Regions from separate parts of the Homo sapiens genome. Here region 1 is linked to region 2. A link is a loop called in an ENCODE intact Hi-C map of the cell type or tissue named here. Cell type or tissue: heart left ventricle. All regions are shown on one strand. Links, peaks and the distances in the headings refer to the core of each region. The heading gives the core; the rest is flanking DNA.

Region 1 (6,011 bases), core at 1-4,000, 1.2 Mb after region 2:
GAACTTACAAGGGTCTATATTTGGTTTGCTACTCTGCTCTGACCATCCTGAAATTTGTACTAATTTTATCTCTGTGTTTGGAACTGGAATCTAATGGGACATGAGAATGCACGTGAGCAGAGGAGATAAGGGACCACGCATGCCTACCATTATGGCAAACAGTAGTTAGTTTTGTGAGTTTCCACTGTCATATAGTCATGAATGAGCTATGAAATATAATTATGTCATTTCAGTGATTCTACTAATTAAACACTATATTTGCATCAAAAACTGGCATTTTACAATATAAAGAATAGTAAAATTGATGGTAATAATTTCATTTTTAAGTGTTTATTCACGTAGAACTACATTAAATAGCAACTTTAAAACACCATGAGGAACCATGAAAGAAAGGAAAAAACTTTAAATTTTAAAACCTTTAATGGCATTTTTTTCCTGCTGTTTGAAGAAGGGGACTACATTTTTATTTTGTACTAGGGCCAGCAAATAATGTAGCCAGCTCTGGTTATACCCATACAGGTACAGATAAATATCTATATATGTAATATAGATGCTGTATTGCATCTGTAATATAGCAGATGAATACTGGATGACACTTATCTGGATAATAGTGGAAGAAATTTGCAGATGTCAGAGTTAGAAGCAGTAATATTCTGGGGCTGGCTCCTACCATTCATACCAGCTCTCAGCAGCCAAGTGGGTGCATCTCACCCAAGTTTGCATTCAATGACATCACGTTGTAGCTTGAAACTGGCCAGGATGAAAGTATTCACATTGCAGAAATCAGTAGACACCACAAATCAGGGCTTTTTTTTTTTTTTTTTTTAAGACAGAGTCTCGCTCTTGTCACCCAGGCTGGAGTGCTGTGGTGTGATCCTGGCTCACTGCAACCTCCACCTCCCAGGTTCAAGCAATTCTCCTGCCTCAGCTTCCCAAGTAGCTGGGATTACGGGCACCTGCCACCACACCCAGCTAATTCTTTTTGTATATTTAGTAGAGACGGGGTTTCACCTTGTTGGCCAGGCTGGTCTTAAACTCCTGACTTCAGGTGATCCACCTGCCTCGGCTTCCCAAAGTGCTGGAATTACAGGTGTGAGCCACTGCACCCAGCCAGAGCTTTTTTATTCCAAAGAGCTGGTGTTAAACTTTTACCAGCATACAATTAATTGGTCAGAGGTTATCTAGTTCAATTTCCTCATGATGACAGAAACAGAGAGGAGAAGCAATTTTCCAAGGTCCCACCACTTCTAAGAAGGAGCTCATCATGTTCTGTTTCTGAGGTCCTAGCATGGAAAAGAGTGACCCCAGGGAGCCCATAGTAAACCAAAACCCAAAAATAACGGGCATCCAGAATCCTGGCAGATATCCCAGTGCCAGTCTGGCCTGCTCCTCCCGGCAGGATGCATGCCCTCCTAGGATAATATTGGGATTAACTGGGACTGGTTATGTCCTCCCTGGGTTGTCCTGTCACCAGGCAGGAAGGGTAACCTTTGTTTAGATATGCTGGGTCTCACTCCAGAACATGCTTCCTGGCCCATAATTACTTTCAGAGCATGCTGTTTCCACTTAGGGAAACCTGAGCTTCCTTCCAAATGGCACCGGACATGACCTGAAATTATATGTTTGCCTGCCGAAATGGACACACTAGTCAAGCCTGCTGCCTTCAAGTCACAATGGATTAAGTTGTAGGAGGGGGCCATGCTGCTGGGCGAAGCTGAGCTGGAAAGGGGGGCCTCTCATGAGTCTAGAAATCTGAGTTGTGTTTTCTCCACCCATGCCTGGACCAGCTCCAGGGCACAGCTCTGCAGCCTGAGCCACTGGGGACTGATCAGGGCCATGCTCTGCCTGAAGTCTTTGTTAGTTAATGTGAAACACATTTTCTAATCACCCATGATGTGGCAGGCATTAGAGATTCAACCCTGAGTGAAACGTTTATCCTGTCTTTATGAGGCTCACAGTCTGACAGCAAATAATTACAATTTAAAGGAGACTGTGATGTAATCCTTGAGAGAAGGAAACGTAATGTGATTAATTCCTGCTCAATGGAGTGGTGTGACAAGAGATGATATTCAACCTTGATACTGAAGGACAGGTAAGACTGAATCCTTTACTGTTTTTTCTTTTTTTTTTTTTTTTTTTTTGAGATGGACTCTCACGTCTCACTCTGTCGCCCAGGCTAGAGTGCACTGGCGTGATCTCAGCTCACCGCAACCTCCGCCTCCTGGATTCAAGTGATTCTCCTGCCTCAGCCTCCCAAGGTGGGACTACAGGGACGCGCCACCACGCCTGGTGGCTGATTTTTGTATTTTTGGTAGAGACAGGGTTTTACCATGTTGGCCAGGCTGGTCTCGAACTCCTGACCTCGGGTGATCTGCACACCTTGGCCTCCCAAAGTGCTGGGATTAGAGGCGTGAGCCACCACACCCAGCCTTTTTACAGTTTCTAAGCACTTGCATGAACATCAGTGAATTTCATTCTAATAAGCATGCTATCAAGTGAAATGAGAAAGATGGTACTGGAAATAAGGTTCAAGGTGATTTTTCCATGAATATGATTTGTATCTGTGTCACCACCCAAATCTCATGTTGAATTATAATCCCCAGTGTTGGAGGTGGGGCCTGGTGGGAGGTGATTGGATCACGGGGATGGATTTCTTATTAATGGTTTATCACCATCCCCTTGGTGCTGTCCTCACAATAGCGACTGACCTCTCGAAAGCTGGTTTTTTAAAAGAGTGTGGCACCTCCCCCTCCCTCTCTTGCTCCTGCTTTCACCAGGTGATGTACCTGCTCCCCCTTCCCCTTCTGCCATGATCGTAAACTTCCTGAGGCCTCCCCAGAAGCTAAGCAATGTCAGCACCACACCACCTGTAAAGCCTAGAGAACAGTGAGCCAATGAAAGCTCTTTTCCTTATAAATGACCCACTCTTAGGTATTTCTTTATAGTAATACAAGAACAGCCTAATACACCCATGATCATGTAAGTAGGCAAGGAAGAAAGGGGCTGAAAACACAATAGCTAGGAAAAGAGAGTAGATGTTAGTTGTCGTCTAACTAGAAAAGGAGTTGGTCTTAGAAATTAAAGTGAGGAAGGGGTGATTCTCAAGTCCCAAGATCCTGATACAAGGGCATCTCCCACGCTCTTCTCACTGGAAGTTATTGCCTCATCCCTCTCTCCCACTCTGGCTTCTTTCTGCAGCCCCTGGTTCCCTCAGTTCTGGAGACTCGAAGTCTATAATCAATGGTTGGCAGGATTGGTTCCTTCTGAGGGACATGGGAGAAGAATCTGCTCCAGGCCTCTCTCCTTGGCTTGTGGATGACCACCTTCATGTCATCTTCCTTCTACATGTGTCACTGGGTGCAGATTTCTCTTTTTTATAAGGACACTAGTCATATTGGACTAGGACCCACTCCTGATGACCTCACTTTAACTTGATTACCTCTGTAAGGACCCTATTTCCAAGTCCCATTTTGGGGTGCTGGGGGTTATGACTTCAACATATGAATTTGAGGGGACACTATTCAACCCACAATACTAAGCAAAAATTTCATCTACTCTCACAACACCCAATGATCCCCGGCTCCACCTGTTTCACGGAAAGGTAGAACTAAGCCCACGCATGACAAGCTGCCTGTCCACTGGTGCTATAGCGAATCCTCAGCAGGAGCCAGAAGCTGACCCAGCACACGGACTCCCAGCCCAGAGTGGTCACCACAGGCTCCTGTAAAGCCAGAAAGCAGAGGCTTCGGAACAGGAGTCTGAGCCCATCCAATACCATGTGGTTTGCTCAGGGAATCTTTTATTTACTTTAAAATATAGACATATAGAGAGCTGCATGTTCTCCAACATATGTGAAACAACCTCGGTTCAGATGATCTGCAAAACCCCAAATTGTCCCCATTAGGTTCCCAGGAACTTCTTTGCTGACCACTACTGGACCTCAAACCCCATGGCCTGGATGGCCTCCAGTGAGTCATTCCGGTCACTCCAGAGTCTGAAAATCCATCACATGACCCCCATTCCTGCCCCTCCTTGGCCACATCAGCAGAGCTTTCTAAGTCCATGCTCAGTTCAAATTCAAAAATAATGCTCTTTCCTTTTTTCAAAATCCTGCATGATCTTCTGGATAATCCTATCCTAGGTCTCCCATGGGTGACCTGACAATACAGGGGAAGGAATTTAGATTGGAGGCTAGGGAGAACTCCAAATGCACCCAGCATAGCTTAGCAAGCTTAGTACCTCTGTCTTGGCCACTCAAGCAGCTCTGATCAACCCCTGGGTTGAAATTCAGGAGACTTCCTGCGGCCGTGCTGGTAGGAGATTATTGGTTATGGAAATTCTGAAGCTACACCTGGTTCTCTCTGTGGCTCAACTGAATATCTAAGTAATGAACTCAACTTCCTGTGGATACCCTATGTAGGAGTAAAGGCTTTAAAATATGCGCTGGGGAATCAATTCATACCTCCAAAGGAGCAGGACTTCTTAGGGACCATCACCATAATTGCTGTCATCACCAGAACTTTGTGATGAACTTGTGAGCTATGACACAGTGTCGAGCTACAGACAGGGCTTCAGACTGAGTCTTGGCTCTCTGGTTCACAGTTAAAAGCAGGCACTGCAGAATAAACTGACTCTTAGACTGCCACTGTGTTGGTCATTTGCCTGTTTGGTCTGCATGCTAGTTCATTTCTGCCCTGTTCTGCACTGCAGAATACTATATTTCTTAGGCTTTCTTGCTTGCTGACTTCAGGATAGCTTTGACCAATGGGAGGCATGACAGAAGGCTGAAGGAAGAGGGAGGCCACGCTGTTTCTGCCACTCTCTTTCTGCTCTGGGCAGCATCTCAGGGAGTGTCAGCCTTGCTCCATGGCCCTAGCTCCCACCACACAGGCCAGCCATGGTCTTAGCTTCTGCAGGTGGCCCCATCCTGGTGGCCAGTAAAACCACCTCCCCCTTATTCCTCAGCCCTAGGGAGGAGTCTTGGAAGCTTCCATGTCATTAATTCCCATTTGGTTTCTCAGCTCTCCCGTCTCTGCATAACCAATTCCTTGTGTTCAACTCTTGCTATGTAACACACTCAGAGTGGTTTCTGTTTTCTGCCTGAACCCTGACTAATAGAGCAAATGACAGAAATTCAATCAAACTAGCCAGGAAGGAGAAAGAATTTGTTCTTCACAGAAGGAAACTGTGGGAAGGGCAGGGCGCAGCTGGGTCTCAGAGCAATTGGATCCAGAACTGTCTGTGTTGCTCATCTCTGCTCCTCTCTACAAGCCAGCTTCCTTCCCCCAGACAGGCTTCCTCCACATTCCTTGGGAAATTGTCCTGAGCAGCTCTTAGACTCGCATCTTTGGGCTCAATGCCAGAAGGGAACAACTGTTTTTCTTCTAATCCAATTTAAAAGACAAAAGGTAAGGGCTTCTATCAGTCTAGCTTGGGTCAGTGTCCACCTCCATGGCCAAGGGACCAGGGAACTGGTTGACAAAACCTACTAGAGTCACATGGTTGGGGAGTGTCCAAGAAAACGGTGCCAGAGTCACCACTTAAGTGATAAGGCTTATTAGGAGGCACAATCTCAAGGCAAAGACTTCTCACTCTCTCAAGAGAGAAAGGAAAGGGGTGAATGCAAGGAATGCATTTCCAAGCTACCCACAGCTCCACAAAGGGACACAGCCAGTTTCTGATTCACAGAGGATGTCTTCACACATCCGAGGCATAATCACTGCCCCTGAGAATCTTCCATCCCATAGAAGAAAAGAGAAAAAATTGTCTGCTGGATCCCTCGCATCTCCTGTCTTTCATAGGTCAAAGTTTTCTACATGAGGCACTATCTCCCCATGTTGCTGGGCTGTAGCCTTGCTTGGCATCTTGGGGCAGTCCCTACCAAAGGCATCAAAGAAGCAAGGAAAGCAGTGTGGCACTTCAGCAGAGACTAGAATGGGGAGGCATCTGAGGATCAGGTTGGATCAGGTTGGCCACAGCAGAAGCAGTAGAGGTGATGTTGGAGCTCAAAA
Region 2 (8,255 bases), core at 2,615-6,614:
AGTCAAATTGGATTACATACCCAAAGTATAAGGATTAAAGAAAAACCTAAAGCACAAGGAATCAGATATAAAAATAAAATATAAGGAAACAGACTCACCAAAGTTATAAAGATACCGAAAGAGTGAAAGTAAAAGGATGGAAAAAGATATAACAGGCATTTAAGAAATAATGATCCATGAAATGAAAGCTGTGTTAATATCTGACAATGTGGACTTAAAGGCAAAAAAGCATTACTAGAGACAAAGAAGGACATATATATTGTTAAACATATGGAAAACGTGCATGATTTTTCAGCAATTCTGGGGCATTGATATGAAACACTAGATAAGTAGGTGGCAATGGCTCTGAAAATATTCTTGAGGTGCAAATTGAACAATTAATTGAAGAACTTAGAGAAACACTGACTAGAGAAAATCAAGGGGCTGGCTATGGTGGCTCACACCTGTAATCCCAGCACTTTGAGAGGCGGAGGTGGGCAGATTGCTTGAGCCCAGGAGTTCAAAACCAGCTTGGGCAACATGGCGAAACCCTGTCTGTACAAAAAATAGAAAAATTAACCAGGTGTGCTGGCATGCGCCTGTGGTCCCAGCTACTTGGGAGGCTGAGGTGGGAGAATGGCTTGAGCCCATGAGGCAAAGGTTGGAGTGAGCTGAGCCGAGATTGCACCACTGCACTCCAGCCTGGGCGACAGAGCCAGATCCTATCTGAAAAAAAAAAAAAAAAAAAAAAAAAAAAAAAAAAAAGCAATGGCAATGAACAAGACGACCCAGCAAGTTGGAATCATCATAAGCTGGAAAACGTGAATTTGTTAATTTCTAAATAATAGAAATCTCTATCAAGCAAAACTTAAAATGTTAAGAAATGTTTCAGCACTCAAGAGGTAGCAGTAATAGATGCTAACCATCTTTTTTTTTTTTTTTTGAGATGGAGTCTTGCTCTGTCGCCCAGGCTGGAGTGCAGTGGCATGATCTCGGCTCACTATAATGTTTGCCTCCCGGGTTCAAGTGATTCTCCTGTCTCAGCCTCTCAGTTACAGGAGATTACAGGCGTGCACCACTATACCCAGCTAATTTTTTTTTGTTGTTGTATTTTTAGTAGAGATGAGGTTTCATCATGTTGGTCAGGCTGGTCTTGAACTCCTGACCTCAAGTGATCCATCTGCCTTGGCCTCCCAAAGTGCTGGTATTACAGGCATGAGCCACCACGCCTGTCCAATGCTCATCTTTTTTTAAAAAAATAGACTTTTCACACTGTACAAGAACCAACACCTTTGTGATTTGTTTTCTGTTCCTGAAGCCTGCCTGTTCCATTTTGTTTCCTGAGCTGGCATTAAACATTGATGTATTCCTTAAAATGTCTCTTCTGTTTTTGAAACAGGGCTTTGCTCTGTTGCCCAGGCTGGAGTGCAGTGGCATGATCACGGCTTATTGCAGTCTCAAACTCCTGGTCTCAAGTGATCCTCCTGCCTTGGCTTTCTGAGTAACTGGGACTACAGGCATGCACCAACATACCTGGCTAATTTTTTTATTTTTAGTAGAGACAAAGTCTCACTATGATTCCCAAGCTGGTCTCAAACTCCTGAGCTTAAGCGATCCTCCTGCCTCAGCCTTCCAAAGTGCTGGGATTACAGACATGAGCTACCGTGCCTGGCTATTCATAACAATGTCAAGAGGGAAATACAATCGTTACTGTTGCATGTATATCACCATATTCACTATTTGTTTTGTGTACTGACGTAGGTGTCACAGTATAGTCAATAGGTCCTCTAGTTTTTGAAGATTTACATAGTGCACTTTAGCCTTGGAACTTAGTTCATTTTCATACATTTTTGGGGAACCTAATCTGTAAACCAAGAAAGTACTTATCTGCAGATACTCATTCCTTCAACAAAGTGGAGAAATTTGTCAACATGTATTGGCTGTAAGCATCATATATAACACTAGGGGGTGATAGAACATAGCCAGAGGAAGGAAAATAGCCTGGCAAGAATTAAATGTAAGGTTTGGAAGATCCATCTTGAGGGCATATATAAAATGGATACGAGCCTGTGTAAAATTACAGTTTAGTAAATACCAAGTTCTTTTTAAATTAACATAATATGACCAAGCTTTTAAAAAAAGACCAAAAGGAGTTAATAAGTATAGGTCTTCTGGGACAAACCACCCACAAATACATAATGAAGATGAACTTGGGTATATTTTCTATGATCTGCTCATTAGAAAAGTTGAATTTAGTGTTTTTATTTTGTTGATTATATTAAAAATTATCAGATACAAAAGCAAAACTTCAGTGATAATATATCATTAAAGTATATTTCATTGACTAAGACTTTATCAGGTGTTTCTTAAATTACAGTGTTTAGGTCTCTGGCCTCATTTTCAGGGTCTTCAAGAATTTTTTTCCTTTAAAAAGGAAAACTGGCATAGGAGGACAGTATTAAATACACCATCGTAAACACTGGACTTTGTAGTTGAGTAGACCAATGAAGACATGAACTGACGAGGGAAGCTAAGTGAGAGCCCAGACCCTGGCAAGTGGGTCAAAAGGTTACACTGATGGAGGGAGACACCCTGACAGCACTGCCACAGGGCAGAGCCAATGGGATGCTCAGTGGAAGCATAACTTGGAAACTTGGAGGGGAGCCAGGAGGAGAGGCATTCCTTTCTGTCAAGTGGGCACTCTTAAGGTGCATGCCTCACCTTCACACCTTCACACATGAAATGATGTAATTTGTTAAGGGTGAAGACCAATATTATAGGGGTGATTGGCTCTTCTCTTTCCTGATGTTCTTCTGAAAGTCTTTTGCACACTTCTCCCCAAAATAACTATTCTTTCAACTCAAGGCTGTTCTGCTTATATGCTTCTCTTCTTTGGTCTCTAAGTCATGATTAGCATTGGGAGGGCTTTATCAGGAATACCTAACACATGCACCTTGCTGTGAGCCAGGCTGCATTCCAAGGACTTGAACTATATAAACTCATTTAATCCTCATGACAGCTCTGCCCTGGGTATTGTGGGACCGTATTTTACAAAGCTCTTAATGACTTGACCCCTGCTTGCCTTGCCAGCTGCATCTATTGTCAGGTCCTGTTTCCACTCTAAGCACCAGCAGTACTGAACTTCTTTGAGTTACTTGAACAAACCATGCCTGAATACTGTAGCTAGTATTTATCGTACTCTTTCTGTTGGCAAGTGTGTCTCCCCCTGCACTGTCTCCCCTTCTCTTTTCCTCAAACTCATGGATTAATATTATTGTTTCCCCCATTTTACAGATGAGGAAAAGAAGCTTAGATAAGTTAAATGTCATGTCTAGATTATACACTTCAGAGAGGGATAATAATGTGGGGAAAGGATGAGCTTTGGACCTAGAAGTTATGTTATCCAACTTCAGCTCTGCCATTTACTCGCTTAAACCTCAGAGAGGACAGGTGTGGTGGCTCACGCCTGTAATCCCAGCAATTTGGGAGGCTGAGGCAGGGGGATCACAAGGTCAGGAGTTCGAGACCAGCCTGATCAACATGGTGAAACCCCGTCTCTACTAAAAATACAAAAATTAGCTGGGCGTGGTGGTGCGTGCCTGTAATCCCAGCTACTCAGGAAGCTGAGGCAGGAGAATCGCTTGAACCCGGGAGGCAGAGTTTGCAGTGAGCCGATACCACGCCATTGCACTCCAGCCTGGACAACAGAGCAAGACTCTGTCTCAAAAACAAACAAAAAACCTCAGAGAGTATAAGAAACAGATGCAGAGTGGCATATTGCGACAGATTTTGGTGATTGGGAGGGCCAACCCAGGCATGAGACAAAGGGATAAAATTAAGGGAAGAACAACAGAATGGAAAGGAAAGAATGTTTTCTCTTTTGTCTTTTACTTTATTTATTTATTTATTTATTTATTTATTTATTTATTTATTTATTTATTTTTTGAGACAGAGCCTTGCTCTGTTTCCCAGGCTGGAGTGAAGCGGTGTGATCATGGCTCACCACAGCCTCAACTTCCTGGGCTCAAACGATCCTCCTGCCTCAGCCCTCCTGAGTAGCTGAGACAATAGGCATATACCACCACACTCGGCTGTTTTATAATTTTTTATTTTTTAGTAGAGACAAGGTCTTACTCTTTCCCAGTCTGGTCTCGAATTCCTGATCTCAGGTGATCCTCCACCTTGGTCCCTGAAAGTGTTGGGATTATGGGCATGAGCCACTTTGCCCAGCCTGGAAAGAATGTTTTTGAAAGATGATGTTAATAAAGAACAAACAGGATTCCACTGATTAAATTAGGACATGTGCACATTCTGTGCCCCAAACAGGAGTATGAGTGTGTCACTTTCTATATAGGAAAATGAGTGCAGAGAATGGACAGCAGAGGGAGCCCTTGATGAGTTTTGACCATCAAGGTAAGAAGACGGAGGGAGTGACATTTTCCCTGGTGCTCTCAGACCATGAGCTTATTTCTCCCCACTCTATCTTTACTTCTTTACAATAATGGTTGTATATTATTTCCTAACAGAAGTGGCCATGATGTGCTAGCAATTATGCCTGTCCTCACAATTCTCTGTGAGCGTGCTGCTCTATTCCTTCCTCTTCACAATATGAAGAAAGTAAGGCTCAGAGAACTGCCCCAAGTTGAGTTACACAACTGGTACATAATTGAGTCAGGATTCCAATTCTTAGGGCTCTGGGATTCTAAGTGAATCCTCATGCCAAAGTCACTGTTCTGTGCCCTCACATCTATGGTCGTTTTCCCCCCTCTGCAAATGCAAAGGGGGTTAGAAAGACACTCTCAGAGTAACATAGTAGGTTCATTTTAGCAGGGACATTTCAGAAACACAATGTATTAACTCAAGGGAGGTACCCCACACCCAGCAGGCTTGTGGGAAAAGAAATGTGGAGGCTGGTGGCAATGGCAGTATCCAGGATGTGGATATGGGGGCTTTAAAATACCCCCATAATTTCCATTTACCACCACCCCTACCTGGTCTCTTATAAAAAACTGACATTATCTGAATTTTATGTCAAAAGCTTTGCAAATACAGCTTCAAAACCCTTCCTGGCTGCCACCTCCCAACCTTCCCTAAGCTCCACTGTGGCTGGCCTTTCCTGGCAGCACTCAGCCTCCCTCTGGTGAGTGATGGTGGGTTGGGCCAGGCTGTATGTGCTTAGAGACCCTCAAATTGAAGGAGCTCCAATTCCACATCCATAGTTGCCACAAAATAAAGACTCCTGTCTTCTCTCCTTTTTCTGGGACCCCCACTGCGTAGCTCGGCATGGGTCCAAGTCTTCAGGGGGGGCTCAGCAAAGACTTGGTGACAGGCTGATTGATGGATTCTCGCCTTGCCTGCCCTCTCGCCCACTCCTGCAGGCTCTGGCCCTGGTCCACTGTCCAGCTGCCTAAGGGGTCTGCTTTTCTTTGTTGAGTCAGCACCAATGAGTCAGGGCCAAAATCAGCTGCAGGGAGTGGGGAGTACTGCAGGAAATTGTGGGGTTGGAGTAAGAATTTAGTGGCCCTAAAGGAAGGTATAGCCAGGAGCATCTGAAGGGATGGCACTGGGGGAGGTGGTCAGAGGAGGACCCTCTCTGACCTGCTGATGTTGTTGACCATTGGCTCTTGATGGAGCACTTTCCTGTAGTAAAACACAAGAGCTTACTCAAGTCATTGCCTAGGGCCCTAAAAAAAACCCCAGTCTTGTGTCTTTTGTGCTTCAACTCTACTCTTCTAGAGATGCCAAAATGGAACCAAATCTCCATGAACTCTGCTAATGGAAGACGAGGAAAAGGCAGGTAAGTGAAATTCTCAGATACATCCCAACAGCAGTTCAACACTGTCCTTTTGCTGGAGCTGCTGAGTTTTCATCCTCAGTGGCTGATGGCATCGGCTGCCCTCCTTCTGTATTTGCTCATCCACAGGTTGTACACACTAGTAGTGTGGACAGGAGGAGAGTTGGATATTGCTGGAAGGTAGGTAAAGCTGGGCTCATGATGTGGCTCTATACTCAGATTTGCAGGCCATGGTCCCAGGGAATTTTGTTCATTTTATCCTACTAAGCCTCACAACAGGAGCCCGTCAGCCCCCTAAGACAGGAGCAAGGAACAATAATGGTCCCAGGAATGGAAGTCCTACGCCTTTTATAGAACAGCATTGGTGGAACACACCCAGGCTTCCCATATCCTGTGCCCAGGTAGACCACGCAACAAAGACCATGCAGCCAACAGACCCTCATGCGTCCTTCCATATTATTGCCCTTCTTTTGGTAGACAGAGGCCCAAAATATTTTCAAGGGGACATTCTCATTCTCCTTGGCCCTCTCTTGATGATCTATCTCTTGGGAATGAAGCTCAAGAGTCCAACTTAGCCAGGCACAGTAGCTCATACCTGTAGTCCCAGCTACTTGAGAGGCTGAGGAAGGAGTTGTCTTCACCCCTCAAGAATAGGGCAGTGGTGAAAACAGGTCTTGGTTTAAAAATTGAAGACTAGAGCAATCGTTACCACATGGTGATATCACAGATTCTTGGTGTATCCCAGACAGATGAGGTCTTAGAGATGACCTGGTGCAACACGGAGATTAAGAGGCTGGGCTCTGGTGTCAGGCCATTTGTATTCTATCAGTAATTATTCTTAGTATCTAAGTACTCTTAGTACCCACTGGGTAAGTTTCCTAACCTCTCGAGGCCTCTGTTTCCTGGTCTATAAAATGAGGATAATAATAATACCAACCTCATAGGTTGTTATAAGGATAAAATGAGATAATTTTTCTAAAATGCTTAGCCAGACACATGATAAGCAATCAATTTATGTTTGATATTTTTTATCACTATGTTATCGTCTTCACTTCATAGACATTGAAACTAAGGCCCTAAGAGGTAATGTTTCTTAAAGTCACAAAGGCAAACTAATTGTATATGAACATTTCCACTGATTGGAAATAAGGGGACATAAGCCAGGAAAGGCCAGGTTATGTTTCAGTAATAACTCCCAAATGTCCACTTCCTGCCTACATTCCATGTCCACTGTGGGTCAGCTGTAGGCTCTACTAGGTCCTATTACTGTCCTTGTTTCAGGACCAAGGTAGATGAAGTACACGGCCAGCCCTTTGGAAGTGACTCAGATCACTTCTGCCTACATTTCATGAACAAAGCAAGCCACATAGCTTATGGGAGTTCAACAGTATGGGTAAGCATAATCTTCTTACAGGGAGGTAAACAGATATTGGTGAAGAATAATATAATTTATGACCATCTGCTATCTAAGCAAAGATGATCTTAGTATGAGCTATCCCCTGGCATTAACCAATTGAAACACCTGCCCCAAGATGTCAAAATTGGTATGCGAAACTAGAAGACCCTTCTGCAGCATTAACAGGAACATCTATTGATGCCCACTCCTTGAAAAAATTTCTCAAAATCCCCAAACCATGGACAAAATAAAAACTTCCACTTACTGAATATTAATCACACTGTCATGTGGCTCACCCTAGGATGTCCTTATACCAGAACATCACAGAGGGTTCACCTCCCCTCTCACCTCTTAAAGTGTTTCCAACCTATCTCATCCTATTTCATTCCCTTTTGCATTTCATTCCATTAACATCTGATGGTTTGGTGCTAATTACTGGTCTAGATGGTAGAAACACAAGAGAAGGGGGCACTTATCTTTAAGGAAGGAGGAAAACTTCCCTCCAGTGGGGGGAGACTAATAGTAAAGTCAATACATAGAATATATTGTAAGTGCTGGTATGGGCTGAAGGCTGTGGAACCACAAAGGAGAGTCACTTAATCTAGCCTGGGAATGTCAGAAAAGTTTGGCAGGGGAAAGCTGAGGTTGCTGGAATTTCATTCTTAAGAAGGTGTGAGAATTATGCAACTGGTCATCATCATGATGATGTTGGAGACGAACATTTACATCTTTGTAGAAGCAAGTATTTAGGGTTCCTAGTATTTCTTATTTATTATCGAGCATCTTTTCTGAGTGTTGGGCATTGGCAATGTGCTAGGCAGTTAAATGACACAGTCCATGCCTTTTGGGACTTAAGTAAGCAGAGGGTCTCAAAGAATAGGTCTTTCTTGAAGACCAGAATAAGTCTTAAAGAAAAGGTGAATCTCCCAGGGAGCTTGTTCATAATGCAGACTTGTGGGTTCTACCCTAGATTTTCTGGATGTGGAACCCAGAAATTGACATTTCAAACAAGTGCCTGTGATACTTTGATCATACTTGAAGTTTGAAGGTTACTGCTCAAAAGACAGCCATAATATTGATGCATGT

The links. Peaks named below come from ENCODE experiments on the same cell type or tissue, not always from the same donor. Only the 100,000 strongest peaks of a DNase experiment are listed, where the experiment ranks them.
Region 1: a loop joins it to region 2, with 2.5 times the contacts of the local background. A loop is called at or near these places in 4 of 110 quality-filtered maps.

Annotation. Positions count from the first base shown.
Region 1 is chr2:217,728,027-217,734,037 of GRCh38, forward strand. The region is part of intron 2 of DIRC3 (disrupted in renal carcinoma 3); the gene reads right to left. Among named protein-coding and RNA genes, the nearest start is that of DIRC3, 59 kb to the right of the region's middle. In heart left ventricle, for the core only: no CTCF peak of the experiment used is centred there; a DNase peak (open chromatin) is centred at 1,801; H3K27ac peaks cover 540 bases.
Region 2 is chr2:216,514,999-216,523,253 of GRCh38, forward strand. LOC101928156 (a long non-coding RNA gene) reads left to right here and starts at 4,136. Exons shown (of 3, transcript XR_923872.3): 1 at 4,136-4,392; 2 at 5,716-5,776. In heart left ventricle, for the core only: a CTCF peak has its summit at 4,356 (motif pointing right); no DNase peak of the experiment used is centred there.